Regions from separate parts of the Homo sapiens genome. Here region 1 is linked to region 2. Evidence: chromatin loops called from intact Hi-C (ENCODE). Cell type or tissue: A673. All regions are shown on one strand. Each heading gives the region's core, and the rest is flanking DNA. Links, peaks and the distances in the headings are about the cores only. Region 1 overlaps LOC101930053 (a long non-coding RNA gene). Region 2 holds the start of LOC105375956 (a long non-coding RNA gene).

Region 1 (16,489 bases), core at 3,763-11,762, 49 kb after region 2:
CTTGAGTAAGTTCTTTAACGGTGATTTCTGAAATTTTGGTGCACCCATCACCCAAGCAGTGTACACTGCACCCAGTGGGTGGTCTTTTATCCCTCGCCCCCCTCCCACCCTTCACCCCAAGTCCCCAAAGTCCATTGTATCATTCTTATGCCTTTGAGTCCTCATAGTTTAGCTCCCACTTATGACTAGGAACACACGATGTTTGGTTTTCTAGTCCTGAGTTACTTCACTTAGAATAATGGTCTACAATTCCATAATGAAGTAAATTCAGATGTTTAATTACCAAATATTTATTAAGAGTCTGTTTTGTGTCAGGCCCTGGACTAGCACTGCATTTTAATAAGGTCTCATTCTAGCTGTATGTACAGACAACAGATTTTATACACACAGATGCGACAATTAGATTGTTACACATGCTATGAGGGAAAGAGTGTGCAGGGATGACAAAGCTTATGAGGTGATCTACTTTAGATAGAACAGTGAAGGAAGAACTCCCTAGGACTAAAGTGAAGTCACATATAAGGTGAGAGCTGAAGAATGAGAAACCAGCCAATTTTTTCACTTTGTTTTGTTGGCTTTTAATTTTTGTCGGTATACAGTAGGTGTATATATTTGTGGGGTACATGAGATATTTTGATAGAGGCAATGCAATACATAATAATCACATCAGGGTAAATAAGGTATCCATCACCTCAAGCATCTATCCTTTGTGCTGCAAACAATATAATTATACCCTTTCAGTTATTTTAAAATGTACAGTTAAATTATTATTGACTATAGTAATCTTGTTGTGCTTTCAAATACTAGTTCTTATTCATTCTAATTTTTGTACACATTAACCATCTCCACTTCTGCTAACCCCTTCACCCCCACTACCCTTCCCATGGTTCTATGTTTTCTCACATATTATATAGGGGCAATCATAAAATTCACTTAGCATCATTCTGACACTCCTCCTTGCTCATGCTTCTCTAGTTACATTATGTAGTTCCTCAGCATGCCAAACTCTTCCCTTGCCATGATTCTGTGTTGTTTTTCCTCTGCCTGAAACACTTTTCCTGCTACTCTTCAAATGGCTGGCTTCTCCAAAATATCAATGAAATAAAAACTTCATTTTTTGAAAAGATAAGCAAAATTGACAAACATTAGCTAGACTAAGAAAAAAAGAGAGAGGATCCAAATATGTAAAATCAGAGATGAAAAAGAAGGCTTTACAACCAATACCACAGAAATTCAAAGAATCATTTGTGGCTTCTACAAGGAACTGTAAGTCAATAAATTTGAAAATCTAGAAGAAATGGATAAATTCCTAGACACATACAACCAAGACTGAACCATGAAGAAATCCAAAACCTGAACAGACCAATAACATGTAATGAGTTCAAAGCCATAATAAAAAGTCTCCCAGTAAAAACAGGCCAGGACCCGATGGCTTCACTGCTGAATTCTGCTGAACATTTAAAGAACTAATGCCAATCCTGTTTAAACTATTCCAAAAAATAGAGGAGGAAGGAATGACTTCAAAGTAATTCTATGAGGCCAGTATTACCAGGATACCAAAACCAGACAAAGACACATCAAAAAAAGAAAACTACAAGCCAATATCCCTGATGAATATTTATGCAAAAATCTTCAACACAATACTAGCAAACTGAATTCAACAACACATTGAAAAGATCATTCATCATGACCAAGCATGATTTATCCCAGGGATCCAAGGATGGTTTAACCTACATAAATCAATCGATGTAATATATTTTATATCAACAGAATGGAGATCACAAACCATAGGATAATTTCAACTGATGCTGAAAAAGTACTTGATAAAATTCAACATCCCTCATGATAAAAAAAACATAAAAACTGGGTACAGAAGGAACATACTTCAACATAATAAAAGCCATATATGATAAACCCACAGCTAGTGTCATACTGAATGGGGAAAAACAGAAAGCCTTTCTTCTAAAATCTGAAACATGGCAAGAATGCCTACTGTTACCACTGTTATTCAACATAGTACTGGAAGACCTAGCTAGAGCAAACGGACAAGAGAAAGAAATAAAGGGCATGTAAATTAGAAAGGAAGAAGTCAAATTATCTTTGTTTGTAGATAATATGATCTAATATCTGGAAAAACCTAAAGACTTCAAATTGAGCCTTCTCTACAATTTGACTCTCTCTCAGTTAGGTCCTGGGACTAATTTTTAAGCCAATAGGCCTTCTGCCTATAGTAATAAAGGGTCTCTTTAAGTGCTGTCAGAGAGGTCTTTTGGTTTTGGGTACATTATGTCCTGAATTAGTTCATTATTCTTTGCCTAAAAATATTACAGAGGTATCTCTTGAGGCAGATACTTTGCAAGATGATAATATTCCTTCCTCAAGATTTGTCCCCCTCCCATCATGGCATTAACCTTGTTGGACTGGTTAATATTAACCATAAGCAAACTGATGTAAAGTAACTTTTCAAATACTGTTTCCAATTTCTATATCCAAAATGTTTCCATTGCTCAACACATTTTTGAAATTCCATTTATGAAAATATCTCATATTTGTGCAGTGCTTATGTGGCTCTGAATGTCTATAATATTACTTTTTGTGATGGATGAATGATTAAAAGATTTTTGAAGTCCAGAAATAAGATTAGATTTGCACAATACTTACTGTGACCTTTACTCAAATAGGTCCTTTCAATGACAGTAAAATTTGGTAATTTAGTTCTTAAATGTCCTATTCATGTCAGGTCATTAAGAAGTCATTTTTTTTTTTTCTTTCTGACCCACCTCCTAGCTCTGCTGTAATACTGTCAAGGTCTCCTGGGATAGTTGCTGTGTTTTACTTGTAAGGGCTGTACATTTTATTGGTGGATGAAGTGATTCATCCACATGCCAAATACAAGCAAAGTTCTTTAGCATGACAGATATTACACAAAAAGAGAAAACACTTGGAATAAACGGCAACATACAGGTGCAGCTTCCTTTGGAGCTTTTCAAATCCGGAAAATATTGAGTTAGGGAAAAAAGAGTTTAGTGCACTCAGTTTGTAGTTCAACCCGTTTACTAGATTATCCTTTTCTATACCAAATAATATTGAATAATCAATCTGCATAGCACCAAATGGCTTCAGAGAATAATGGAAACATATGTGGGTCACCTGTGGAGTAACACTTTTTTTATGTAGCATCTTAGAATTAGAATTGTCCCAACTTGCTTTGTGAGAGCAGGAAGCACTCAATAAATACTTGGTGAAATGAATCCAGGTCAGACTATGTCCCCGGTGCTGGGATACAAAGGTAAATAAGACACATTCTACCCCGGAGGAGCTCAGAGTTTGGCAGAAAAATCGGAGATGCTAACAAAGGAGGATAATAAAATATGATATAAGCAAGGTGCTATAGGAATCTAGTAAAGGGGAAGATTGTTAGGTGGAATCAGGGTTTGCAGGAAAGGTGATACCCTTCAAGATCCGCTAGGTAGAGAAACAAGGGGAGATAGGAAAGAGAAGAGGGATTTCTAGGATGCAACTATGACGTTTCAATGAGTAAAAGCACTGAGTATTTTCATGAGATTCTATATAGTTTGGTTTCAAGGAAGCATGAAGGTGCTAAAAGGAGGACAATAAATTCGGTCTAGAAAGCAGGTTGAGGTCAGGTTGTGAAAAGCACCATATATGATTTATGGTGCTTTTGTGACCATACCCAAAGGAGTTTGGATTTCATTTTCTCCATGGAAAAGTCAGTTTTTAAATTTCCATATTGCCTACAGGACTAGGTTTTCCAAAGACTATTCCTGGCATGCTAGTTTTATAGGATGTTAGTAAGAGTTATACCAAAACACCTATGCAGGTTTTAGTTGAAAGGGGAAGGATGATTGTCTGGCATGGACAGTATGATACAGTGGTTATGAGAAATAACATTTATAGAGAATTTTTTTCTGAAACATGCACAGTCCATCCAGCTCTTAGATAGCGTAAGTTAAGCCAAACTCAACTGCATACTTAAACCCAATAGTCTGCCTCTTCCTAGAATGGATTTTACCATTCTACTCTTCCACAAGATGAGAATGGCCTATGTTGAGAATTGTAAGAAGAAATGGTTTGATTCAACATTTGTGAGTGCTATCTTCAAATAGCTGGTTCGTCTTTATCTTAGTGTGTAGGTGCTGTAGTTGATTGTGTATCTGTTTTTGCCACAAACACTAGGAATCTTAGAGCCAAATTTGTGTCTCCCTACCAACAGAGGATCCTTAGAACATTCATTTTGGGGTAATAACTAAACCCAGGATTTTTCTGACTTAAACCAGTTATATTCCCTTTGCTACAATGCCTTCATCTATTTATTTGATTCTATTGCAAGCATTTTGCAACCTCTCTCTGATCCTTTTGTGGGGGAAAAGCTGAGCTTAAGAAATGTAATGAACATATATCACTTACCACAGCATCTGGCATACAGTGCCTACTAACTAAGGATTTGTTTTTAATATGATGATTTTTTATCAACCCCACCCATTTCATTTCACAGTCCTCCCCTATTGACAGAAGATGAAAAGAAGCATATCTGACTATCAGAAATGTTTTTCAAATTCTACTTTCATGGTCTCAAGTTCCATTAAGCACATTAATAAATAGACAAATATTAGCCAAGCAATTACTGATTGCAAGGCCCTGAGCTTTGTGCCATGAAGGAGACAAATCAATAAGTCAACGAGGTAAGTGGAGCTTCTGATCTGATTAGGGAGGTATGATATTACTATGTGTCTCAGGATCCTCATCTGTAAAATGGGAAAAATAATATAACCTACCCCATGGAGTCACTGTAAGAATTCTGACTTCATACATGTAAAGTGCAAATATAGTGCCTGGCACATAAGTACTCAGTTAATGTCATTTATTTCATTAGTTTTTATTACTGTAAATTATCTTTGTGTGCAGGCAACACCAGAATATGCAATCATTAGGGGCTCTGTGTTCAGACATAGGGGAAATTACTTCCAGCTCAAGCCATTCAGGAAGGCTTCCCAGAAGTAGTAGGATTTGAGTTAGTCTTGAAGGATGGAGAGAATTCAACTAGGCAGAGAGAAACGTGGACATTGATCCTTGTGGGATCTCAATTTAAAAAGGTGGAGGAGGGGGAATATCCCCTTGGAAGAGACCTCACGAAGGCAGGGGATTCATGAAGGGGGCTAGTAGGTGGCAAGCCAGGCAAAGGCTCCTGCCTCCTCTTCCCTAAAGGCTCACACCATCAGCAATGACATCCTGCCTCTTCATGGGCCCTCCCAAACCATCCCCAGAAAGAAAATTGGGTGCTATTTTCTGAAAAACCTCTGAGCATCCTTCTGCATCCTTTAAGTACCTTTTAGTCATTAGGAAAATTACTTCATGGTGTGGTAATTATAGGGAGCTACAGACACCCTGTCCATTCTCCCACTAAATTCCTACACGCAGACTGAAAAAAACTATGATTCTATTTCAGGCAGGCGAGTGCTTTGGAAAGAAAGTGCAGGAAATGTGAAATGAGAAGGTGGCAGCAGAATTCCCATCTGTGCAGACACTGAAAGTCCTTTATTACAGAATGTGAGAGAGAAATCCGGCAAGTTGTGGCAGTGAAGGCTGGACTGGCTCCAATGTGCAGGCTGCAGAAGGCAGCTGCCAAGATGGCTGAAGCTATCTCAGAGACAAGGGTTCCAGGCTTCTTACCCACATTTATCTGTTTGTTTAAAGAGAGAAAATGTATATTTTTTAAATATCCCATAGTCTGATATTTATAGACCTCTTAAAATTTGGAGGAGAAAAACTTCACCAGCTCAAAGACGTTAATTTGGATAATTAAGCACAATTCTTGTAGCAAGAAGAGGAAAACCAATTTTAAACTGCAACGGTGATATGTGAATCAATAAGGTCTGTGACAGATTTGATTGATGTGTGCAAGCCAATAAGCTTATACCCATTGAAGACAGAAGCCTTAAGAGCTGACGGATGGAGATAACAAGAAAAGAGGAAAATTCCAATTCTAACTTGATTATTTATACCCTGAATTATTCCAAATTATTTGCACTTTCTGAAATTCAAGTTGAGAAATCAAACTATCCAAAGAACACCTGCTGACACAATTGAGCATCACCTTTCTTAAAGCAAATGCTAAACTCTGTCTAGGAAGATGGTTTTTCTTTTACTTTTCTTTTCTACCATCCAGCACCATTCTGAGTGGGGAAAAGAGCATCAATCAAGCTGGCGACGGATTTGAGTCAAACTCACACTCTCCATTTCCATCACTATCCTAAACGCCACAGAGAAATATGTTTCACAAAGGGAACTTTCCTCAATTAAAATTTTACGGAAGTATAAAATACAGACACATGCATAAATCATAAACATACAACTTGATGAATTTTTACAGTGTAATGATGTCCATGTATCCAGCACCCAAATCAAGAAATAGAACATTACTGGGGTCCCAGTTGCCCCCTATCAGTTACTCTATACCTTCAAGGTAACTACTCTCATGATTTCTAATACCATGGATGCGACTTTTGCCTGCTTTTGAGCTTATATGAATGGAATTATACATCACTGACTCTTTTATGTCTGGCTTCTTTCACTCAACGTTATGTTTGTGAGATTCATTCATGTTGTTGCATGTAGTTGTAATTCATTCAATCTCATTGTTGTATAGGATTTATTTAAAGTGACATGATTTACTATCCATTCTACAGGTAGTAGACATTTAGATTATATTCTGTTTGGAATTAACTCAAGTAATGCTTGTGTAAACATTCTTGAACATATCTTGCAAATATTAGGATTATACCCACGAGCAGAATTGCTGCATAGAGTTTTGAGTGCTTGCTATTTACTGAGCTAGGCTAGATGCTAGAATAAAACCACAAAAAGACCCAGTCTCTTCTTGCAAGGACCTTAGGATCCAGGGAAGGACAGAGATGACTGACAAATACTATTCCATGTTCATAGGAGCTATGCACAAGAGTATCTTGGGCTGGATGGGGGTACAGTGGAAGGTGGTGGAGTCAGGCGAGGCTTTCCAGTGGAAATGACACTCAAATGGACTTCTGAAGGATAAGGAGGCATTGGCCAGGGCACAAAGTGCAAGGGCAGAAGGAACAGCATGTAGAAAAGCAGAGATGGGTGAGAAAGCAGGTCAAGTCCAGAAACCTCCTGTTATGCCATAGAAAGAGGTGGGAAATATGTGGTAAAGATGAGGGCTGAGTAGATAAGTTGGAATCCTATCATGAAGAACCTTGTTCACCGTCTAGGAAATACATACATAATCCTGAATGTGACGGGAGCTACAGAAAATTCAAGAGACATGGAGTGACCAGATCCACTCTTTCTGGTGGTTATATGGAGTCTGGACTGGAGAAGGAGAGCCTACAAGCTAGAAACTGACGAGAATGCATGCTTTGTCTGGAAACAGGAATGAGGTATGGTATCTTAGCAAATAGAAACTAGGTGATTCTTTGAGGAAAGTCTTGCTTTGGCCCAATATCCAAGCCAAGAATCTGGATGGCTTCTAATGGAATACAGAGTGTTGCGGGGAGAGGGGAAAGGAGCAAGGGAGGTGTGTGTATGTGTGGGTGCCAAGTTTCAATGTGCAGAAACCACACACAGTAATTCATGCAGAAAGCTTTTGGGGCCAGCAGGCCACCTGCTGACATCCAGACTGGTGCAGGCAAGGAGCCCTCTGCTTGAAAGCGGAAAGGGAAAGCATATGTGTGGGGAGTTCAAGCCAAAAAGCAAATTCACTACAACATGAGTCTGCAAAGTGGTGCCAAGATCTCATAGCAGCTTTCCGTCCCCTCTGGAGACCGAGATGGAATGCTGAGTGGAGATGAGCAAGGTCTAATCCTGCCCAGCTCCCTGCTGGAGTCACAAGAGGATTCTAGAAAGTCTCGTTGTCACTGATTGAAATAATAAATTCAGTAGGAATATTTTATGTAAATTTTCCTAAAGTGGTGGCTTGGTTGCAGTCCAGAAAGTTGATGTTAGGACTAAGAATGGAAATTTGATACAGCAGAGAAGTGGGTAAAATAAAATATGACAGAAATATGCTACTTTATTAAGTTCAATTTTACATTTAAAAAATAAAATTATTTCTAGTTTTTATAAGTATAAAATTGGTAATATATTAGAAAGTATAAAAGTTCATGAGAGTTGAAAATATTTGCCCCAAATTCTACTGGCCAAAGAAAACAAGTTGGAAGAGATGTCTTCTTGCCTGCCTGCCTTTCATCCTTTATTCCTTTTCTTTCTTCCTCCCTTTTTTTCTTTCTTTCCTTATTTTAATGTATACATTCCTACATAGTTGTAATTGTAAAGCAACATTTATCTTTTGCCATAATTGGCATAATCTCATCTTATTAAAAATTTGTTATGACCTAAGTTTATATTTTATTTTTATTAAAATATTACAATTTCATTGCAAAATGTAAAAGAAAATGCTATGCAAAAAGCAAAGAAAATAAAAACCACCATTGTCTCTACTACTCAGAGATAATCATTATCAATTCTTACTACATTTCTTTCTTGACATTTTATGTGTTCTTGTCAACAATTTAACAAAATTATTGTTTTTTATATTTAATTTTGTAATTTTTATTATTGCCTATGTATTATGGACATCTTTTCTAACTGTATCCCATTGTATAGCATCACATTTTATTTAAATAATTCCTATTTTTGGACACTTAAGATATCCCAATTTTTCATAATATAAGAAATGCTATTCTTGTCCTAATTTTAAAATATATAAATATAAATACACACACATACATACACACACACACAGACTTCCCATGGAATCGCTCAGCAAAAAAAAATTTACATGAATTTTTAGGGCTTTGGCTACATACTCTCAAGTTTTTATCTGGAAAGTACATACCAACTTATACTACCAGCAGCAAAGTAATACCCATTTCTCTACAACTTCACCAACACTGGCTATTACTAATCATTAAAGAAAAACTATGTGGTATTCTGGTGGGTGACAATGAAATTATGTCCTTTATTACTAATGAGGTTAGATATTTCTTTATGTGTATACGGCACATTTTTATTTCTTCTTTTTTTGAACTGCCTGTTCAAAGCATAATTTTTATACTGGCATAGTTCTGTCATGTGGATATACCATTGTTTATCTAAGCATTCTCTATTCAAAGGGGAAAAGCAAAGTATATGTTCGAGGAGTTCAAGCCAAGAAACAAATACATTACTATATGTGTCTGGAACAATATAACAAGATCTTACTGCCTTCCAACCCTTCTAGAGACTTCCAGAGTTTTGCTCGTCATATATAATTCTGGAGTGAACATCTTTGAATACAAAGGGTTTTTGTATGTGTATGTTTGGGGTATTTAAGATAGATTCCTGGAAATATTGCTACTAGTTCAAAAAGTATGGCTATTATGAATATACTAATTGTACCCAGTATTACTTTAATGCAGAATTATCCTTTATTATAGCAATTATATAAACAACCATTAGTCTGAGAACAGATGTCTATAAAGGCAAAGTAGACTAAATTCTGGTACTAGCAGGACAAGGTGTTCTTTTGTATTTGATATGAAATATCAAGTAAGATAGGAAGCATATCTTGCCAAAGGTTCCACAAGCATGGGGTCATTCATTCATCTCATCATACAAACACACAGGATTCTGGAGTTACTAGCCAGAACAACATGTCTTTCAATCCTAATCATGCATATGTTAGTGAAGACGGAAGCAGAAATGGAACTGTGAGGTCAAAGATGTTTGTACTAACTCCTTTTCCTTGTTCTTTTGGGATCAACTTCTGGCACTATGTAGCATGGTTACTCTAGAAATTATTGGGAAAAAAATGCTTTAGAAATTATCCCTTCATTTTTTTAATGGGAGAGGCTGGGAAGTAAATTTAATTAAAGCCTTGAGATCAGTGTGTGAGTATACGCACATATATGTGTGCTTATGTACATGGTGGTAAGGAATAAAAGAGTTTTTACATTGTATTTTAATGTGCTTTTCAGGTGTTTCTGATGTTTGGTCAGACTTGTCTTCTGGTCGCTATTGGGCTGATGTCCCCTGTTATTCTAATAATTGTCCCTTCATATATTGTCTGTCTTTTCTCTCCACTTGCTCTTCAACTAGAATTCCCTTATCTTCACTGTTCTGCTCTTCATATGATGCATCTAGCTGTAGATTTATATATTATGCACAGGACTCAGTGTGCTTCTTCAATCTGAGAATCTGCTTCTGCTTTTTATAATTTCTGGAAAATTCAATCTGCTTCTGCCTTTTATAAGTTCTGGAAAATTCCCAGCCATTTTCGCTGAAAATATTGCCCCTTCACCATTTTCTGCTTTTGCAATTTCCATTAGACCTAAGTTGTAACTTTTAATTTAATCTTCCATATCTCTTGATTTCCCTTTCGGATTGTAGCCCTCTTTATCTTTCTCTGCAGCAGTTTGGGTAATTTCCTCAGATACAACTTTCATATCACCAACTCTCTCTTCAACCATGCCTGATCTGCTTTTAAAGTTGGCCACTATGTTTAACTTTATTCATGATTTTTCATTTTGAATTGTTATATTTGGTTGTTTTTCAGATGTTCCTTTCTTTTTTAGTCCTATTTTTTTCATGAGAGTTTTTATTCCTCTCTTTATCTCTTTAATGAGTGTAAATATATTTAATTTCTAGACAGTTTTAGGTTGTTACATTATCTCAGGTTCTTGGGGGTGCTATTTCTCTCACATGTGTCTGCTGACTCTCCCTTATTTGGATCTTTTTTTTTTTTTTTTTTTTTGGTTTGTTCTTTTTCATTGTAAACTTATTTTCAGCTAGAGTATTTTTTCCCTGTGGCACCCCTGTGTACTTTAAGATGTGGTAGTATCATTTTAGACAAGTTTTACATTTGATTCTTCTGGAAACTCCAGTAGTTTTACTTGCTTGAAGTAATTATGACATCTACATTAATATATTCATTTGAGATTCCTGTACTATGCAAATAGTGTAAAATTTGGATTCAATACCCATGCACAGCACAGATTTGTTTTCAGAGACAGAGTCTTGCTCTAACACCAGGCTGGAGTGCAGTGGCTCAGTCATAGAAGTCTACAGCCTTGAACTCCTGGGCTCAAGCAATCCTCCTGCCTCAGCCTTCCAAGTAGCTGAGACTATAGGTGCACCACCAAGACCAGTTAATTTTTTTATTTTTATATTTTGTAAGGACGGGGTCTTGTTGTGTTGCCCAGGCTGGTCTTGAATTCCTTGCCTCAAGCTATACTCCCACTTTGGCATTTCAGAGCTCTGAGATTTTGTAAAGATTGGGTCTTGCTATGCTGCCCAGGCTGGTCTGGAATTCCTGGCCTCAAGTGATTCCCCCATCCTGGCCTCTCAAAGCTCTGGGATTACAGGCATGAGCCACCATGCCCAGCCAGCACAGGTTTTTAAATTTCCATTTATTGTGGGGAACTTTTTCTCATCCAGATATCTAATCAGTGAGAATTTTACCAGTTGCTTTCTAGTACACGAACAATGTGTTTTGTAGTCCCCTTGTATGAGGGAAGCAGGTCTTCAGTTCTAAGTCCTCACCTTTCACAGGCCCAAGGTTAAGTCCTTTATTGTGTATGTGTGTTAAAGCCTAACCCATAGCTGTTAGATCCTATAGCCATGTCTAATATCCTCTGTACTGTTCTGGTATCAGCTCATGCATTTACCACATTGACTATAAGATTCTTCCTTCTCTGTGGCACATGGACATTTCCTCTTTTTTTTTTCTTTTCTTTCTGTTTACCTGTCTGTCTCTGTTTCAGCTACGTATGCAAAATAGTTTTGTTTTATCCAGCAGTTCTGTGTGCCTCAGCACATAGAAGAATTTCAGTATGCTAAGGAGGTGGAGCTAGAAAGCTATGTCAGTCAGGTTTGTAGACTACTGACTGGTGCAATAGAAATACATGACCTTTGGAACTGAAACCTGAGACTGAGCTGTGACTTCACCACTTACCATCTGAGTAAGCTGTGCCTAGTCATTCAACCTCTCCAAGCTATATTTTTCTCATCAATAAAAAATAGATAATGTTAGTATTGATCTTCATTACATGGTTTTCCTTATTGCTCTAAATTCACTTTTATTTAAATTCAAACCATTTTCTCCATCCCACTTCCTAGAAAAGCTAGAGAAGATTGCAATTTTCTTATATATCTTATTCAATATTTTCCCTTATTAAACAAATATGTTATGAAGGAATAAAGCAGTTATTGATTGAATGATCTTATTACCTTTCCTCAATGTACTTTTCACATACCAATGGACTGAGAAAATCTCTGACAGAAAAAAGACCTAAAATAGGAAAGAAATGATAAATTCCATTTCTTGGTAAATATGCAAGGATGGGGTTGGGGTGGAGTTACATTTCTGTGGAGTTTCACCCCTCACAGTTTTCATCTCTCTTTCTCTCCCTGGAGAGTGCAAATGAGTGAAACCTTATATTAGTTTAGACGTTCTGCTTCGATACATGTTTAAGAGCCAATAAACCTGTCAGAGTAGATTTCAGGCTGAGACAAGGTGAATGGCCTCACAGTAATTCTGCCAGCGCCTCAGGGTACCAGGCAACATAAGCAGAGAGGTCACCAAATGCCTGCTCACCCCATGCCCAGGCGCAGAGATATTCCACATAGGAATATAAGGACCTTTCCCAAAACGTTGTGTTTGGCATGTGGTAAAATTCTTTGTCAAACAGCAGAGCAGTCCGATAAGAAAACAACAACAACAACAACGAAGAAAAACAGAGCAAAAAATGAAGGCACATAGAAATAACAGGTCCTCTTAGTGATTCTGGTGGTTTGTAAACTCCACGTGAAAGTTATTATTTATCATGGAAGGCAATGTGGAGGTGTACACACCCAAAAGCTATCCACTTTTACCCCACAGACAGACTTACACAAAAACACTAGGTTGTCCATGGCAGTTTAATTTTTTTGTTTTTACTTTCTATAGCTTGTTTCTAGTAATGAAGACCTATAGGTACTGATCTATAGGGATTGCAAAATTAAGAAGCCAATTCCACCAATTATTCCACAGTGTGCCCTATAGGCAACAAGCCAAGTCCTACTGCATAGGACTTCCTATTGGCATTTTTTAATATCTAACTTTTAAAATATGAACAGATAGCCAAGAATTATCTGACATTTCAAGAAAGCCTCCAGCAGAAAAGACAGAGACATCAAATCAGAAGAAAGGAAGAAAGGAAACTCAAAAGAAACAGAGACAATATACTAAAGAAGAAAACTTTAATCAAACTATGTTTAATGATCTCAGAGGTATAAGATAAGCTATTTATCCTTAAAGTTAGGATGCTAGTAAGAAAAAAAGAGAAATAAATGAAGCTTATTGTTTAAAAAATAAAACGTTCTTAGAAATTTAAATATGATAACTAAAATTATGTGTGCATGTGTGTGTAAGATTTGGAAAATAAAGGTAAGGAAATATCTCAAAACATTAAGAAAAAGTAGAAGGCAAATCAGAAGAAACTAAAAGTCCAGTGCAGCAGGCCCAACATCCTACCAATAGGATCTAGAAAAAAATATGTCAAGAGAAAGATTATGGGAAAATTTTTTGGACCTGAAGAACGTGAGTCCCCAGATTGAAAAGTCCTATTCAGCAACTAGCACAATAAATGCAAAAAGACCCAGCTCTGTCATAAAACTTCAGTACACCAGGAAGACAGTAAAATTTTCAAGAAAGGAAACAGTAGGTCACATACACATGATCAAGAATAAAACGGCAGTCAATACTCAGTACTAGCAAGGAAAAATACAAATGTTTTCTGACATTTAAGATTTAAGAAATCTTGACCCATGCACATTTTCTCAAGAAGTCTTCTAAAGGATGAGCTTCACCTAATGCAAGAAAGACAAAACAATATCCAGAAAATAAGGAATCAACACAGGAGGAAGATGAAAGAAATTCCCTGGACAATAATGAAAATAAGTCTTAATATGATAACCGTACACAGGTTTAGAAAACAAGCAACACAGATACAAGAGTCCAGAGACATATGGAGGAAGAGCTCCATTAAAAAAAAAATTCAACTAATTGGATTAGGTGGTACAGCTGCTAATATAGGTAGTTATACATTGAGATACTGTATGTCTTGTGCTTGGGAACATGAGTGCAGGAGTCAGACTGCCTGGGTTCGAGTCCTGGCTCTGCCACTTACCATCTTATGTGAGCCAATTAATTTCTCTGTGCTTCATGCTTCCCATCTGTGAAATACAGATTATAGTTACCTACCTTATAGAGTTATCATAAAAAAATTAAATGCGACACTGATACTGTGATGAAAACAGTGTCTTGAATATTGCTGGATGTTAGGGGAAGCAAAGACAGTAACACGTACAGAGAAAACTAAGTCATTTTTTTAAATGAGTAAACTATCAGCTCTAGGAAAAAGGATAATTGAACAAGAAAGGAATTGTAATGATAGTATGCTCCTTGGCTCAGCAGAAAATATTTCCATTGTTGGAATAATGCAAATCCTGAAAATTGTGATGTAATAAACTGGAAGGATAAAGGGAGGAAAACGGGACTTAAGGGAGAAATCGTTATTTACCATAATAGAAGTGCGTAGAGGTAGTATTCTATTTAGAATATGGAATTAGATATTAAAATAAATGGCTAAACACATCTGAATTAATCCTCAAGGAACAGGACTTGGTTAACTATGGCATTTGGTTAGCATAAATAAAGAAAGAAGGAGGCAAGGAAGGAAGGAGTACAGGAGAACCGGCGCTGCTGCAGTGATTCTGAAGCACGAAGTTCTAAGAGAAGCCTCAAGATTGTAGGTCATGGTGGAAGTGCCCACCGTGGAGTCTGCACTGCTAGGAAGCATTCCCAGGAAGGGAAGAACCTTCTATTCCACGAACCCATAACATGGGTCTCCATTACCCTGAAAGGGTTTTTCCTGTCTGGAAAAGGAACCTGCAGAGATAATCTAATAGTGAAGGAGGGAAAACTTTTTGTTTTTACCTCTTCTACCTAGAACATGAGTTAAGTTTGGCTTGACACTACAATCACCCATTAAAAAAAAAAAAAAAAAAGAAAGAGTACATTTTGGTTTGAAATAGTATTTCCTAAAACAGCAAGTCACAGTACTAAAAACTGACATTTAATTACAGGTAACTGACATATAAATAAAGGGATAAATATCCCTGTTGTGCTCTGAAATTAAATGAATAAAAAAGGATTCTGCCAAATAATCATTAAAAAGATGAAAGAGAAGGCATGCAGGTTGCCCGCATAAGGATAACACTTAAGTGAGGCCTGAATTTGTCTGAGCTGCACATGATGTTTCAAAGCCATGGCAAGCTGTGAACAGCCTGAGGGTTGTGAACATCCGGGTGTCATGACACTTTTCTACATTAGTGACCCATCACCGGGTGGCGCCTCCATCCTTGGGCAGGACCTGTTGAGGTCCTCAGCACTCACACTGTCTTTAAAGGCTGCACAAAAACCACAAGACGAGCCAGCATGGAGGAAAACAACTCATTAGGCATTTTCCTGTCTGGGGTACAGATGTGTTTGGATTTCAATGAAGGAGCTGAAACTTCAACAGCTGAGCTAGAGACAGCTGTTCCAGAAACCCAGAGGGAGACCTAAAGGTCTTATTTTGTGTTGTGTCTTGGCAACACTCCTTGCTATTGCTGACCCGTAGCAAAGGGCCAGTCCTTTGTGATAGGCCTTGAGGCGATCATATTTCCAGCTGTGTCAAGAAGAAGCAGTGTGACACAGTCACAGGAACTCCTTGCTTGGGTCACAGAAACACCAAGACACCACCTAAGCATGAAATCTCACACAAAATATAAGCAAGTAGATATTTTATGACAGCTATGGGAAGTGACGATTTTGTAAGAAGCAAAATAAATGCAAATGAATTTTTTTTTAACATGTAAAATTCTGAGCCAAATGGCTTTGGATTTATAATTCCCAGGGATTTTGGTGCTTTCAGTAATGAGCAGGAGCATGGAGTTTTGGGGGGGTTAAATCCTTTAAGTGTTTCTCTATAAAACCAATTCATGCCATGCCAGCTTTTCTGTCCTAAAAAAGTATTTCAGTTTACTTTCTCACTTTTTCCCCTAGGTTAGAGCAATGTTTTTTTGTTTTTGTTTCTGTTTTTTTAAAAAAAGCAGGGGCAGGGGAAGGGGAGAGATTGAGGAAGGGAACAAATACTTATGAAATTCCCATCCTGTGTGGGCATCGTGGGAGAAACTTTGTCCACATAATCATAAAAATTCTCATAATTCTAAGCCAGGAATTATTATTATGATACCCATTTTAAACATAAAGAAACTGAAACTCACTGTAAAACATGTTTAAAATCACAAGGCTAATGTGAAGCAGAGCTGAGATTAAAAATGAGGTCTGTTTGAATATTAAATCTATACCTTTTCCCCATATCTGCATCCCAGTGTTCATTGCAGCTTTATTCATAGTAGCCAAGAAATGGAA
Region 2 (16,489 bases), core at 4,750-12,749:
AATTAAATTCAACCCAAAGGGAAGTTCACCAAGACACATCATAATTAAATTATCAAAAATCAAAGACAAAAATTCTGAAAGCAATAAGAGATAAGAAAAATATCAGATTCAAGGGAGTCTCAATACATCTATCAGCAGATTTCTCAGCAGAAATCTTGCAAGCCAGGAGAGAGTGGGATGACATATACAAAGTGCAGAAGGAAAAAAAACTACCAACTAAGATTACTTTGCCTGGAAAAGCTGTCCTTCAGAAATGAGGAAGAAATAAAAACTTTCCCAGATAAACAGAAACGATGTCAGTTCATCACCATTAGACCTGTCTTACAGGAATAGTTAAAGGGATTCCTTTAGCCTGAAACAAAAGTCCAAAGTGATATTCAGAACACTAATACTGTAAGGGTGATATATAAAGCAATTTTATCTCTATTACCAGGGTTGCAAAACAAAACTATCAAAAACAACAGTAGCTACAATAAATGGTTAAAAGATACAAATTACAAAAGTATATACATATTGACACTTAAATCATAAAAGTGGGGGAGGCAGTAAAAGTGTAGCATTTTTGTATGATTAAAGTTAAGTTGTTATCAGCCTTAAATAGCCTGTTATAAGTATAATATATTTTCTGGAAGCCTCATCGTAAACACAAAGCAAAAACCTGTAGTAGTTGCACTAAATATAAAAGGAAAGTGTTCAAAGCATAGCACCACAGAAAATAATCAAACGACAAGGGAAGACAGCAAGAGAGGAAAAGAGAAACAAAAGATCTACCAAACAACCAGAAAACAAATTACAAAATGGCAGTAGCAAGGTCTTACCTATCAATAACTACCTTGAATGTAAATAGATTAAATTTTCCAACACATTAAAATTTCCAAATTTTCCACAGAGTGGCTGAATGAATAAAAGGAAAGAACAAACTACCTATATATTGCATACAAGAGACTCACTTTACTAGCAAGAACACACATAATCTGGAAGTGAAGCAATGAAAAAAGATATTCCAACACAAATGGAAACCAAAACAGGGCAAGGGTAGCTATACTTATATAAGACTGATACTTATATCAGACCAAATAGATTTTAAGTAAAAAAACAGTAAAAAGGGACAAAGAATGCCATTATGTAATGGTAAAGGGAAAAATTCATCAAGAAGACATAAAAACTGTAAATATATACGCACCCAACATTGGAATACCTAAATATATAAAGAAATTATTAAATTATCTGAAGGTAGAGATAGGCCACAATGCAATAATAGTAGGGTATCTCAGTACCCCACTTTCAACAATTGACGGATTATCTAGACAGAAAATCAATAAGGAAACATTAGATTTGAAGTTTATCAGATTTGATACATGCCCTCAAGGCAGAAGCAGCTTCCTCCTTTCTCTTGAATCTCTCTGAGTTCTGGGCTCCCAGCTTCCCTTAGATTTGGTCCTGATAATTATTTTTCCTTTCCTCTTACCTCTTAAACATTTTCAAAAGATGTTTTCTATATTTGATCATTCATTTTTAGTTCTCAGCATTATAAAGGTTATTACAGATACCAGAAAAAGTCAAATGTATTACCAGAAAAAGAAGTCTCACTTTAACTCTTGAACGGTAATGGCGGCAGTGGCGGAGCATCTGCAGCAGCTGCTGCCATCACGCCTGCAGCAGCAGGGAGGCATGGCCAGGGCTGCACACTCCGTGGAGCTGGTGGGAGGTGGGCACAAGTGGGAGCCCCGCCCCTTCCAAGTTGGGGTGGGATGTCCCCTGGGGCCGCTGCAGCCACCCAAACCATGGCTGTAGAGCCGACCTCCCACTCCAGGGAGCAGGCAGGAGCCCTGCCCTCTGAGCGCGGCTGCAGTTGCCCAAGTCATGGATGCAGAACCAAGTCTCGCTGTGTTACTGGGGGGCCAGGAGCAGGAAGGAGCCCTGCCTTCCCAGGTACAGACGCAGCTGCCCAAACTATGGCTGCAGACCTGGACCTCCCTGCACTTTTGGGGGCCCAGAAGGTCCCCATGCCCTTGCAGGCTCAGAGGTGCCAGCTCCCACTGCCTGGCTTCTCCCTGCTGTCAGTACCTGCTCCATCAAAGCAAAGTCTGGCTCAGCCCAGGTGCCATGAACAGCAGCAGAGGCAGACAGATTCCTGGGTGGAAGGGGGCAGGTTCCCATGAAGCCCCACCTTCAGGCAAGGGAGGGCCTGAAGGCTGGGGGCTGGGCTGCCAGTCCCACCAACGGAATGGGAGCTTGTGGTGCCTTTTCTGGGCACCGGTGGCTGCTCATGGACCAATCAGTGCACACTTCCTCCCCTCTGAGGCCATATAAACCCTGGGTTCAGCCAGAGCTGAGCAGATGTCAAGATGACCAACAGCAGAGAGGAGCTACCCACTCTAAGGCCTTCTCTCTGCTGAGAGCTTCAGAAACTTGCAGAGACGTCGGGACTACCAGCTGCAGAAAGGCATAACCCACTCCAGGGCCTCCTCTCTGCTAAGAGCTAAACATTCGTCAGGACACCCTGACTTTGGAAAGGAGCTACTCGTTGCGGTCTCCTCTGAACTATTCTATAACTCAATAAAGCTCCTCTTCATCTTGCTCACCCTCCACTTGTCTGAGTGCCTCATTCTTCCTGGTCACAGTACAAGAACTTGGGACCCGTTAAATAGCAGGACTAAAAGAGTTTTAATACAAACAGGGCTGAAACATACCCCTTCCTCACCATGTTGGGGGCAAAGAGAAGGAGAGAAGAGCTGCAGCCCTTTGGGGAGCCCAGACCTGGGAGCTCCCTGAGCCAGGGATGCGACTCTCTCTTTGTAGCCCTGCAGTTCCCAGCATCTCCAAGCTTCCAAGCACCACTGCATTCCCCAGTGCCAACTGGCGAAAATGCTTGCAATGCACCTGGTTCTGCTGCAGCCTCACAGAGATCCAGTGCCTGTGCCGGCACCTGGAACTGCCCACACATGGCAGCAGCCAGTGTTTCTAACCATGCGCAGTGGCTGGACCTCATGCTTGCTCACACACCCCTTGCCACTCTGCCACATGGTTCACCCGTGGTAGGCGTGGGATCCAGGCCAGTAGCGTAAGCTGAGTGCAGCCTGTTAAGCTGAGTGGGCAGAATGAGCCCAGCAGGCCCAAGCAAAGGTTGGGTAAAGGCATCACTGGCCACAGAGGTTTCCGGCCAGAAAAGTAACACCCAAAGATCCTGTTACAGTCATTTAGCTGTTATTTCTTGAAGGTAATTTTTTGATGTCTTTGAAATCATGGGATAACCATTATTTCCTTAAAAAATTTCAGATATTACTTTAATATTTGTTTAGTATTTATTTATTGAATTCTATTGTTGCTATGTCTAGTATATTGAAGTTTTAAGGTTCATTACTGCATTCTGTGCTTAGTTGTTCTTAAGATTGTTTATCTTTAAAATTATATTAAAACACAGCTTTAGCTATATCTCCTTAGTTTTTTTATTATTATTATTATTTTTTGAGATGGAGTCTTGCTCTGTTGCCCGGGCTGGAGTGCAATGGCGAGATCTCCACTCACTGCAAGCTCGCCTCCCAGGTTCATGCCATTCTCCTGCTTCAGCCTCCTGAGTAGCTGGGACTACAAGTGCCCGCCACCATGCCCAGCTAATTTTTTGTATTTTTAGTAAAGATGGGGTTTCACCGTGTTAGCCAGGATGGTCTCGATCTCCTGACCTCGTGATCCGCCTGCCTCGGCCTCCCAAAGTGCCTTAGTTTTGATATGTCCACTTTTCATTATTATCCAGTTAAAACATTTTCTAAAATTCATTGTTTTTTTTTATCCTGTGTGATATTTAGAAGCATATTGCTTAATATCAAAAGATTTAGGGACAATAAAGTTATCTTTCATGATTGATTTCTAGCCTAGTTTCACTGCGATAAGAAAACATTATTTAAATTGTTAAAATGTGTTCAGGCTCACTTCATGGAGAAGCATAAAGTTAAATTTGGTAAACAGTTCATACGTGTTTGAAAATCATATATTCTATGGTTGTTGGATACAGTATTTTATACATGCTCAAGTTTGTTAGACTTGTTGTTCATATGTTCACTAATCTAAACTAATTTATCTCTGCTTGTTCTATCAGCTATTGAGAAATGTCACGGACAGTTTCTATTCATGGCTATAACAATCCTCATCTCTTGGTACTCAGGTCCTTCTGTGATCATCTCCCCCTAACTGTGGATTCGACCAGTGACTTGTTTCTAAGGAATAGAATATGGTAAGTGATAGGATGTTACTTCCAAGATTAGGCTGCTAAAAGACTCATGCTTTTGCTGGGCTTTTGCTTGCTCATTTTGATGGACGTAGGCCCACCATATGGTGGGCTTCTTTTTGTGGGGGTTCTTATGGCAAAGAACTGAAAAAGGCTTTTGGTCAACAACCAGGGAAAAAATAAGATCCTAAGTCCAGCATTATTCAAGGAGCTTAATACTGCAATAACCACACTGGAAACAGATATTTCCCAAGCTGAGCCTTGAGATAAGATCGCCCTTGGAGAGACCTTAAGTCAGAGGATGCAACTAAGCTACTACAAGACTCATGATCTATTGAAACTGAATAATCAGTATTTATTGTTTTAAGCAGCTAAGTCTTGGGACAATTTGTTCTGCAGCAATAGATAATTAATACCAAAGAGATTCAATTATAGAGTTTTCTGTTTCTTCTTTTATTTCTTTTTTATAAATAACTTAATTGTGGTAAATATTCATAGGAGAAATTTCCCATCTTAACCATTTTTACTGTACAGTTCAGTGGTGTTAAGTACGTTCACACTGTTGTATAACCAATCTCAAGAACTCTTGTTATCTTGCAAAACTGAACTCTATACCCATTAAACAATAATTCTCTAGTACCTTTCCCCCCGGCCCCTGGTAACTTTTATCATGGAGATACAAAGAGATGTATTCACATATATACAAAGTAGCAATTCTACTTTGTATCCCTAAGAATTTGACTACAGTAGGTACCTCTTACAAGTTGAACCATACAATATTTATCTTTTTGTGACTGGCTTACTTTACTTAGCATAATGTCCTCAGGGTTCATCCATGCTGTAACATGTATCAGAGTTCTTTTCCTTTTTAAGACTGAATAATATTCCACTGTATATAAATATCACAATTTTATGGATATATACTTGTATACACCACATTCTTCTGTTGATATGCTCTTCGGTTTTTTTTCCACATTCTCATTTTTGTGAATAATGCTGAGATGAACATGGATGTAGAAATATCTTTTCAAGATCCTGCTTTCAATTCTTTTGGGTATATACTCAGAAGTATATTTAATTCTTGAGGAACCACTATACTGATTTCCACAGTGGCTGCACCATTTTACATTTTTACCAACAGTACACAAGGGGTCCAATTTCCCCACATCCTCACCAATGCTTGTTATTTTGTGGGGTTTTGTTTTATAGTAACAATACTAATGAGTGTGAGCTAAATTCTGTTACTTTTTTCTTTATATATTTTGAAAAAAAATTTTTGAGACTGACTTTCTCTCTTATTGCCCAGGCTGGAGTGCAATGGCATGATCTCGGCTCACTGCATCCCCTGCCTCCTGGGTTCAAGTGATTCTCCTGCCTCAGCCTCCCGAGTAGCTGGGATTACAGGCGTGCGCCAGCATGCCCAGCTAATTTTTGTATTTTTAGTAGAGACAGGGTTTCTCCATGTTGGTAGGCTGGTCTCGAACTCCTGACCTCAGGTGATCCACCCATGTCGGCCACCCAAAGTGCTGGGATTACAGGAGTGAGCCACCGTGCCTGGCCTTGAAATTCTTAATAAGAGCATACACATTTAAATTTTCATGAATGATTGACTCTTTCATAAACATAAAATATCCCTCTTTCTTTTTAATAATATTTGTTGCTTTAGAGTACACTTTGATAGCTGTCTGATAGTAATAATGCTATACTAGACTGCTTTTCATTGATATGTGCATGTATATATTTTTGTATTCTTTTACTTTCAAATTCCCTTTCCTTATGTTTAATGTACAGCAGATAATTAGGTTGAAATTTAAAAAAAAATAGAATCTGATAATCTTAAACTTTTATAGTTGAATTTATTTTTATTTTTATTGATATAGATGGGGTTTTGCTATGTTGCCCAGGCTAGTCTTGAACTCCTGGCCTCAAGTGATCCTTCCACCTCAGCCTCCCAAAGTGCTGGCATTACAGGTCTGAGCCAGCATACCCAGCCTCCATTAATATTTAATGCAATTATTGATATATTTTTATTTTAATCCACCATCTTCTCTGTTTCTCTCTGTCCATTTTATTTTAAATTTTGGTTTGTTTAATGTTATTATTTTCACAATTTCTACTTGATTCTTTTCCAAATCTGCTTTGTCTTTTTTTTTTTTTTTTTAAATAGCATCCTCTTCTTTCACTATGGGTTTTTTGCTTTAATTTTGTAATCATTTGAAACATATTTATTTATAATTTCTTGAAGCTTGCTATCTCAGTTTGGGGAAGTGGTTACTAATTCCCCATCACTCTGTCAATTCTTTTTTATGATAGATGAAGTTTTTCATTATATTATTGACTTTAATGCATTTACATTCATTTAAAATTCTTGTAGTCCTTACCTGCTATTATTTTAACACTAGAAAAGTTTATTATAAAAATTTCCTGAGAGCATTGTATTTTATGATTGCATATTCATAAAGTGCTCAGCTCAAGCAGAGTTCTATACAAGCTTCTCTGTTAAGGTATGAGAGTGTGACCAGGCTCTTTGTCTATCTTCCTTTGCAAAATATAATCTCATATTGATTATCACAGTCATTAAGTTTGTGCGGAATTATTTCATCTTCCTCTTCTGTGAAGCATATGGTAGGACTGTCATTCTCCTTTTTAAATTTAGGTGTGGCCACGTGGCTTGCTTTGGCCAATAAAATGTGAGTAGATGATATGCCTTTGCGGTGGAAGCTTTAAGAGCTAATGTGTGCTTCATCACATTCTTTCCATTCTCCCACAGAGACTGACAGCATTCCTGGTGGTGTTGCTTTTTTAAGCTTAGATCCCAGAAAGAGATTATGCAGAGTAGAGTTTCTAGTTGATTTATGGTTGAAATGGAGTCTGAGAAACAAATCTTTGTCATGTAAGATTGTTTTTTGGGGCTGCTCGTTATTGTAACATAATGTAGTCTTTTTTGATTGATACAAGGATCAGCGGCACAGCTTATTTCTTACTGTATTCCCACATGTTAGCACAAGGCCTGGTACAGAAAGTATTTGTGATTTGTTGAATCAAATTTTAGAATCAGAGTTCTTCAACGCCTGTGGTGACAATGCAAAGATGGGGGCTGATATTCTGTGCCATTTGGTCTTGAGTTCTCAATACATTCCATTCATTTTTCCAGCTGGAGGGACGAAGAATGACATTTGACTTAGTCGCAAATGGAAATCATTTTGTTTGGTACAAAGCCCATTGGAAAAAGGAAGACAAAGGGCATTTCTTTCAGTGGTAACCTGCTACTGCATTTCCTGTAAACACTAAATATTCTCCTCTGTTAGCCTATGAGAAATGGTGCTAGGTGGGAGAAGAGGCAAGGGTTTTCTTGTTTGTTTGTCTCTTAGCTCAAAAGAATCAGGGGAGAAATCTCTTCTAATTACAGAGTTATGTGCTTTGGAAGGACTTTTTTATTCATTAAGTCTGCCCACTGCCTATAAGTAATCTATCTTGGAAAAGATGTTTTATTCTTAGAAGTATGAAACCATTTTTGGTCTCTGAAGCAAGATGATTGGATCCACCAATAGAAAGTCATATTCTCTTGGTCAGATAAATATTTTATGCATTTTATTTTTCAAATAAGTAGAGCAGTCATGTTATTTACTATCTAAGCATAGAGACATTTGATCATGAAAGAGGGCACTGTTACCATTTATACTAGGACAACTAGCATAAAATGGTATTTTCCTGGGCAAACTATATGAACACCTTACAAATAAGGCCACTTATGAATGTAACTTTCATAACATGTAATCAAGTCATTAAGTCCCTTATTCTGAGAAGAGCCAGCTGACCAGGAGACCAAAAGGCCAAGAGAAAGAATGTCATCCTCAATTAAGCATTTCAGTGAGTAAATCATGATTCCATTAGTTGATTGTTACTAAACTTTCTTAAGACATGCCCTTAGTGAAACCTTTTACACCAGCGTACAAATGCATGGACTATTTGCCTGAACTAGAAGGTCCTTCCCCGTCAGCAACCCCTGACTATAAGACCCAGACTAAATGTTATTTCCTCTGAAATGGCTTCTTCACCATTCCTGGATGTGGCTCGTCTGTGATAACTAGGTTTCCCCAGCACAGTGTAAACACTTCTACAGTAGTACTTTTCACATTATATTATAATTCTTCATTTATGTCTGTCTTCCCTCATGCGCTGTTCAAGGGTAAAAACTGTGTCTTATTTATTTTTGTGTCTTTCTAAGAAAAGCTTTTTTTACTCAGTGTAATTGTTCAATACATTACTGAAAGAATGAATGCAGAGAACTACTTATTTAGAAAAAGAAGTTTATGCTAACAAGGCCTTCCCAGCTTGAGCTTGAGATAGAAGGAATAAAAAGAATGAACTGATTTACCAGCTGTTTCCTGATTCATAAGGAAAGAAATATGGAGTAATTCTGAGGTGGGAGGCAGGGGAGAAACAAAGCATAGTTCATTTTAATTACATTTGGCTGTGGTACCGTTTCAGGATAGAACTCACAAAGCTGTAACTGCTAGGAGCTGTGTATGTATTGCTTAAGGGAAAACAAGATGATGTACTAATCTTTAAGATATTTTAAAAAGACTCTTTTGTGGTACATTGTCTAGAAGTGAATGTAGGTTATATCCCCTCCAGTGGTAACTACAGAAATTAGAGATGCTGAGAAATCATGTGGTCAACCCTCCCAGCATCGTACGCACAACGTCACCTGAGCCATGTTTATGTAGCTCCTGTGACTTCCCAGGAGTGTGCAGAGCTCCTAGCAGAGCAAAGAAGGCTGCTTTGGAAATCTAAAGCAGACACTTGGCTCCTACTGCTAGATGGCCTTGGTGAGGCATTGGGAATTGACAGATGTTAAATTGGCAGCACAATTCTCCAACCTGGGAGTTAAGGCTAAAGCCTGAAGTATTGAGAAGCCATATATATTTATGTAGAGAGGAGGGACCTCTCTTGAGCCAAAAGGAAGTGGGTGGGTAGGGGTTCTGTTTACTTTATTAAGCTGTTTTGCAGGATTTGGGGAACCAATTTCATTGAAGCATGTGTCAGGACAGGGCAGTCATTCTCAGAGTCAAGTAGTACTGTCAATAAATAATCGCATGGGGCCTGAGACTGGTGGGATTACTTTAGGTTCTAATTCTGGACTGACACATGAATAGTTAGAAGCATGAAATACCCATGTTTCTCCCCAGGACTAGAGTTTTCATAGCTCTAGGATATAAGGAGGAGTTCTGGTGACTACAGGAGGCGGTGACAGAAAGAGATACATAGAAACAGCAACATACATTTCTCCCTACACTGAGTCTGTCTCAGCCTCTACCATTCTTTCACTCTATTCCTTCAAAAGTATGTTCTAAGCCCATAGTACTGTGCTTAGCAGTGCAACATTAATGGTAAAGAAAGCATTGGCTCTCAAGATCTCCTGGCCTAGTGGGGAAGGCAGCCACATAAACAGATCACCATCATTCACCATGATATGTAGGCTATTGGAAATGTGTATAGGAGGTTATGAAAATATAATGGAAGGAGTTGCTGATTCTGTGTGGTTATAATCAGGAAGAACTAGAGTTTAGGGAAGGCATCACATATGGCTCCCCATTATAAAACCCAACCCTCTTGGCGTGGTATTCTGGCCCTTCAATGTGTGTCCCTGCCAGTTGAAATCTCACCACCCACCATGCCTGACACCAACTCTGCTCCATCCAGAGTCTGCCTGAATCTCAGCTTTGTCCTCTTTGTTCCCTGGCTGGAATGTTGCATTTTTCTCTACTGACCTAATCTTATCTGTTAAAAGTCAGCTCAAGTCCTACCTCCTCCGTAAGTCCTCTTCTGAGTATTCTAGCCCATAGTGAATTGCCCATTCTTGACTCATTGTTTGGAATTCTACCTTGACACTAGATTTTATCTTGCATTGTGACATCTCTTATATTGCTATATAGTGCTTCTAGTATTGATTTAATACACACATGTTTCTCTTCTCCCAAACTAAACTTAAAGACATTCAATGGCAGAATGCATTATCTAATATTCCGTATATACCAGTGATCCCCAAACTTTTTGGCATCAGAGACTGGTTTCGTGGAAGACAATTTTTCCATGGACCAGTGAGGTGGGATGGGATGGCTTCGGGATGAAACTGTTCCACCTCAGATCATCAGGTATTAGATTCTCATAAGAAGCACGCAGCCTGGATTCCCTGCCTGGGCAGTTTACAATAGGATTCCCACTCCTATGAGAATCTAATGCAGTGGCTGATCTTACAGGAGGCAGAGCTCAGGTGGTAATGCTTGCTGGCTCCCTGCTCACCTCCTGATCTGTGGCGTGGCTCCTAACAGGCCACCAACAGGTACCTGTCTGTGGCCCAGGGGTTGGGGACTCCTGATATAGGCCTTAGTAGAGTGTAGGGCACAGTACTCAGTAGATACCTGTTGAGTAAATGAACATAAGAATTTTGTTACTTGGGAGAGATTCAGGATAAAATTGTCTCTCTCTCTCTTTTTTTTTTTTTTGCATCCAGATTCAATATGGAGTGTGAAACCTCTTCCTGTGGCTACGAATTTGGGTAACATTAATTTTTCTTTAAGACTATCCATGCATTCCTCCATCTACCAAATATTTACCTAAGAGTTTACTATTAACCACTACTTGGTGCCGAGAAACAGGTGAATTTGCCAAGAGGTGGAGTTCTCTGGAAGTAATTTTTCCCCAAACTTCTTTTTTTTCTTTTGTTTTGAGGCAGTGTCACCCTTTTGCCCAGGCTAGAACGCAGTGGCGTGATGGGAATGCAACCTCTGCCTCCTGGGTTCAAGCGATTCTCCTGCCTCAGCCTCCCGCATAGCTGGAGATTACAGGCATGCACCACCATGCCCTGTTAATTTTTGTATTTTTAGTAGAGATGGGGTTTCACCATGCTGCCCAGGCTGGTCTTGAACTCTCAGCCTCAAGTAGTCTGCCTGCCTCGGCCTCCCAAAGTGCTGGAATTACAGACGTGAGCCACTACGCCTGGACTGCCCTCAAAATTCTGAAGGCATTGCCCAATTATTTCTATTAGTTTGGCGCAAAAGTCACTGTGGCTTTTACCACTAAAAGTAATGGTAAAAGCCACAGTGACTTTTGTACCAACCTAATAACTTTCACTGTGACCGAAGTCAAATGCTATTTCTGGTTCTTGATATTTTATGTGAGTCCTCTTTTCTTCCTAATTGATCCTCAAAGTTTTGGGGATCCTCTATGTGTCGCTGGTATCAATGACTCTCTACCTTGGTGGTTTTTTTGTTGTTGTTTTCATTACGGTAAAATACAGATGAAATAATTTACCATCTTAACCAGTTTTAAGTGTACAGTTCAGTGGCATTAAGTACATTCACACAGGTATGCTGTTAATTTTAAATTCACAGTTTTAAGCACTTAGTGGGACCTTTCAAACTGGAGATGTATATTCTTATTTAATAATTTCATCCTCTATTTTCTCTCTTTTCTCTTTCTGGAATTTCTATTAAACAGATGTTTGATCTTCTGCACTACACATCTAACTTTATGTCCTTCCTATCATCTCTCTAATCATTTGTTCTACTTTCTGGGGTTTCTTTAACGTTTTCTTTCAGTTATTTACTGAGTGTTTTATTTCTATATTTTACTTCTCTGTTTTTCTTGCTTTGAATGTATTTTAAAAATAGCATCCCATTATTGTTTCATTGATGTAAAATGTTATATTATTCTCCAAGAACAGTAATCACATTTTTTGAAATTTTCTTATAGGCCCTTTCTTTCTTCCAAGTACCTTTTGCCTTTTTTTTGTTTGTTTAGTTTGGGGTCTCTCATTTTAGAAAAGTTTTCCTTAACTATTAGCCATCCCTGGCTATCTCTTTTTGGCTAAGAATCTGTCACTACGAAGCTGAATGGATGATCTATGTACATTGGACAGGGATGGTTTGATTAGTTAGAAACCAATAATTTTCTTGGCGAATTGCTTGCAAATATCCGTGGGTTTTCTGTTAAGTCAGGATGTCAGCCATCTGAAAACCCAGCGGCATAGGAACAGAAGTGGGGATCTCACCGTTTACAAGGTAGGCTTTTATTTAATTACTGTGTTTTTTAGCACAGCATTCCACTATCTCCTTTGCCTCATGTGCTTAACTCTGGGAGCTCTCAGGTTCATATTCCCAGTAAACCTCTCACCTCCTCTAAGCATGATGTAGGGAAGGCATCAGGCACCACCCTCTTCTTATATAGATTTTCGACTAATCATTCCCCACCTCAATGTCTTCTAAGGATCCCAGTGCCCCTCATTTCTGAGACTTTCCATATTTTTGCAGCTTAATCAGCTTCTCTCCTCTTCAATCTTTCTCCCCTATGCTAAGTAGGTTGCCATGTGTGTATTACTTTGTATCTCCAAATTTTTTTGAAATCTATCATCTACTTTCATGTTCTATTCCCATTTCCTTCATAATTTATGTTTTTTATTATCTATTATTTTGGAGATTTTCTGGATGGAGTTGACATTCACCTGTGTCTTTATCTGCTGTATTTAACTGGCAGTCCTTTTCCTTATATTGGCCTTTAGCTTTCCCCTACAGACTCTCCTGAAAGTTCCCCTCACCCTTGTCTTCCACCCTACAGCCAATGCTATGGTATAAGGTTACCATATTTAGCAAATAAAAAAACAGTTATTTCAAACTTCAGATAAACAAAGACTACATGCAACATACTTAATCTACAAAAAACATTATTCATTGTTTTTCTGAAATTCAAGTTTAACTGGTCATCCTATTATCTTATTTCAACTTGTCTTTGTTCAAGCTGTTTTAACACCATACAGGCTGGGCAGCTTATAAACAATAAAATTAAGTTCTCCCAGTTCTTAAGGCTGCAAGTCCAGGATCAGGGTGCCAGCATAGTCAAGTTCAGGGGAGGTCCCTCTTCTGGGTTGCAAATAGTCAGCTTCTCATTGTAACTTCATGTGGTAGAAAGACAGCGAGAGAGCTCTCTAAGGTCCCTTCTATAAAGGCACTGATCCCATTCATGAGAACCACACCCTCATGACGTAATTACTTCCCAAAGATCTCACCGCCTAATGTCATCACCTTGGGCATAAAGATTTCAATATATAAATTTTGGGGGAACACAAACATTCAGTTTATAATATAACTCTTGTTGGAGAGGAACTTCTCACCCTAGCTTTGGCTTCATAGTACCATAATTCATACGTCTATCACACATAATTCTTATGTCTAACCACATAGCCAGCACCTGAGTAGCCCTTCTCTGTTCTCTTACCACCACAAGAAAATAGTACTAGACATTACCTGTGGTTCAAGAGCTTCTACACTCTACCAAAACAAGATGGGTAAAATGTCTGCTCTTCACATTTTGCTTATGCTAAGCTAAAGGCTGTGAACTGCATCATTAAAGCTTTGGAGCATTCTCAAATATTTTCAACAGTAAACTGACTGTTTACTGATCAGATTTGGATTTTTAAAAAGTCATGCTGTGGCGTAAAGGGTGACAAGCCTAGGAGCTGAGAGACCTTTGGATGACTACTGTAGACAGTAATTCAAGCAAGAAAAGATAGCATCCTAAACCAGGGAAGAACAAGTGAGAAGGGAGAAGAGAAAATGCAAGGAATATTAAAGAGGTATAAACCACCACCAGATTCAGAAATTGAATTACTGTGTTGAAGGGAAAGGAGGTATTGAGTAAGTGCTGAGTTTCTGGCTTAGGCAAATGATGGTAGGTAGAGCCTTTCACAAAAAAAAAAAAAAAAAAAAGAAATTCAGGACGAGAACAGATTTAGGGGAGGAGATTACCATTGTTTCTCTCCTAAATGGTTCTCATTTACACAGCAGGAGGGTGATGTTCTTCCAGGAATTATGAATGTCTTTGGCCTTGTTCCAAACTCCCAGCAAGAAGAAACCACAAAGATACATCCAGCTTACTGAAGTCTTTTTCAAATGGTTGCTCCTATTCTGACCCTGAGCTCAGCTGCTGGAGGAAGACCTTGCATTTCCCACATGCAAGCAAGGGAGGGGCCTTCTCACATGACGGTCCTGTCTTTTCAACCAGGGGGTGACAGCTATTGGCAACTGTCAGCTCAGCAACACTGGAAATAGGCTGTCCTCATTTTGCTCTGGTGCATGGTGACCAGCAGGAATGGCAGGGGCTGTTTTGTGCTCAACCTGAGTTGAAGTAACCCATCCTGGACTGAGATCTGATAGCACCAAATGGGATTGACTCTCTGGAGGGACCATTTTCTTACCAATTGAGGAGTTTGCCCCTTTGCTTTCTCTCTTAACTTTCAGATGACATCATTTGCATCAACTTCTCTTACTGCACTGTCTTCCACTTAGAATAATTGTCAGGAATAGTTCATCAGCTGTAAGCAGCACATCTCGCTTCCTGGGGAGCTGGAAATAATGTAAACTCCTCTGTTTTTAAATTTTTTTGACCACGCCAAATCTCATTATTGAATCAATTGAGTTGATTGAGAGTTTAACATTAACTTTAGTGCTAATTCTTTGCCCTGTTAATACTCAAGTCAATACAGGCACCTGCTATCTCTGTTAAGCTAATGAGGCAGGAAAAAGGATGGGAAAGATGGCAGGTGAGGTCAGTTCTTCATCCCCTGAGTCTCTGTGTTGTCCAGGCAACTTTCCTGCGACTGTAAATGGCAGTGTTTTGCTTTCCAGTGTTTCTTTCCTTTGTACTGTGTTAGCAGACTGCCATTCCTTTGGGAATGGCCCCTCTACTTTGTCTTTCAAAGAGTGTGCAGGATGAACTCGAGCAAACAGTCTTATGGCAATTGCAGACATAGCTACTCCATCAATTTCTATTGTTTTTGATTCAATCTGTTTTTGAAAAAGTGTGGAGTTGGAAACACAACTTGGTGTGTTGCACAAAGCAACAAACGGTTTTAGTGCCTGGGAAAAGGGAAGGCACAGGTTTCAAGGCACATTTAAAGAACTTGGGGGGTGGCGGAAGGAGTAGGCCATTCTGAAGCCCATACCTCTAGCTGAAAAATTCTAATCTAATGAGTCTATAAAGAAGCAAAAAAAGAGTTTGTAAAAATTGTAGCACTATGAATTCAAACAAACATTATTATGCCTAAGTTTGCCTTATCAGGGGAATTGTTAAACTCAAGTCAAAGGACAGGGAAATAATATATAATCAACCAAATAGATTTTTTAAAGTGGATAGCTTAGAATACAGGATATCAGTGGAAGCAGAGACATTGCACCTTACTTATAGGAATACAGGAGAAGAATAACATTCATGCACCAATGTGGGCTTGTTGCTAGTATGTTTTTTAAACAGCCCAACTTTCATGAAGTATTTAGGGAACATAACGAATTAAGTTTAGCAGTCAAATTCTTTCTCTCCGTGTGTGTGTGTGTGTGTGTGTGTGTGTGTGTGTGTGTGTGGCGGGGTGGGGAGCAGAATTATTCATTCTCTGAGCCTCAGTGTAGTCCTCTGAAAAGTGGGTGTGATTCAAAGAGAAAAAGCCGTGAAGTACTGAGCATAGTGCCTGGCACTTCCTAGCCACTGCATTGGTATTAATTTAGGAAACTTGCCTACAAAGACCACGTCCTTTCTACTTCTTCAGTTCACCAGCTGAAGCACATCACACACCATTCCAGCTTCCTTTGTTTCCTTCTGGGTGGTGTTTCCTAGATCTTTGCCTCCCTTGTTTTTTGTTGCGGGCCACGTACAAAGCCGCCTGGCTCTGGATGGTGGAGACTTGGTTATTTTCCAGGCTGCTTTGAGGATTCCCCAGGAGGACTATGTCAGAGGTGCTAATGAGTCTCTGTTTAACCATGACTGTGCACTCCCCTGGCAATTGGGACAGAGAGAAACACCTTGCACAACAATTAGCTTTTCACAGCCATTAGCAATTTGCAGTCATTAGCACCATAGAAACACTGCAAATAACACCCAGGAAGCAAACACCACTGTAAGGTGCCACAGGGCTCCTAAGCTGCATCAGCCCTCAGCAAGGCAGGAGTCTGAGAGCCCTAAGGTCCCCTGTGCCCACTTACTCCAGCAAATGGGTTTTGTGATTCAAAGCGCCTCTGTTCCTTCCCGTCCTATCTTTGAAAATGGCTCTATCAAGCCCATTATTTGTTTCAGTGGGACATAAACCTTTCAGAAGAAAAGTCCAGAAGATGTAGTGCATAATAAAGCGATTGTGAATTCCCTCAAGACCAAGAATCCTAAAGGAGTCTGGAAGGAGTGGTGTGAATAACTGAAATTTGAGCGGAGTGAAACTCC

What was found. Peaks named below come from ENCODE experiments on the same cell type or tissue, not always from the same donor. Only the 100,000 strongest peaks of a DNase experiment are listed, where the experiment ranks them.
Region 1: it touches region 2 in a loop (4-fold over the local background); 2 of 110 quality-filtered maps call a loop at or near these places.

What each region holds. Positions count from the first base shown.
Region 1 is chr9:2,454,367-2,470,855 of GRCh38, forward strand. The region is part of intron 2 of LOC101930053 (a long non-coding RNA gene); the gene reads right to left. Among named protein-coding and RNA genes, the nearest start is that of VLDLR, 160 kb to the right of the region's middle. In A673, for the core only: no CTCF peak of the experiment used is centred there; a DNase peak (open chromatin) is centred at 7,695.
Region 2 is chr9:2,404,658-2,421,146 of GRCh38, forward strand. The region is part of intron 5 of LOC101930053 (a long non-coding RNA gene); the gene reads right to left. LOC105375956 (a long non-coding RNA gene) reads left to right here and starts at 3,126. Exons shown (of 3, transcript XR_929433.3): 1 at 3,126-3,220; 2 at 4,163-4,231. RefSeq lists a silencer at 6,792-7,086. In A673, for the core only: no CTCF peak of the experiment used is centred there; no DNase peak of the experiment used is centred there.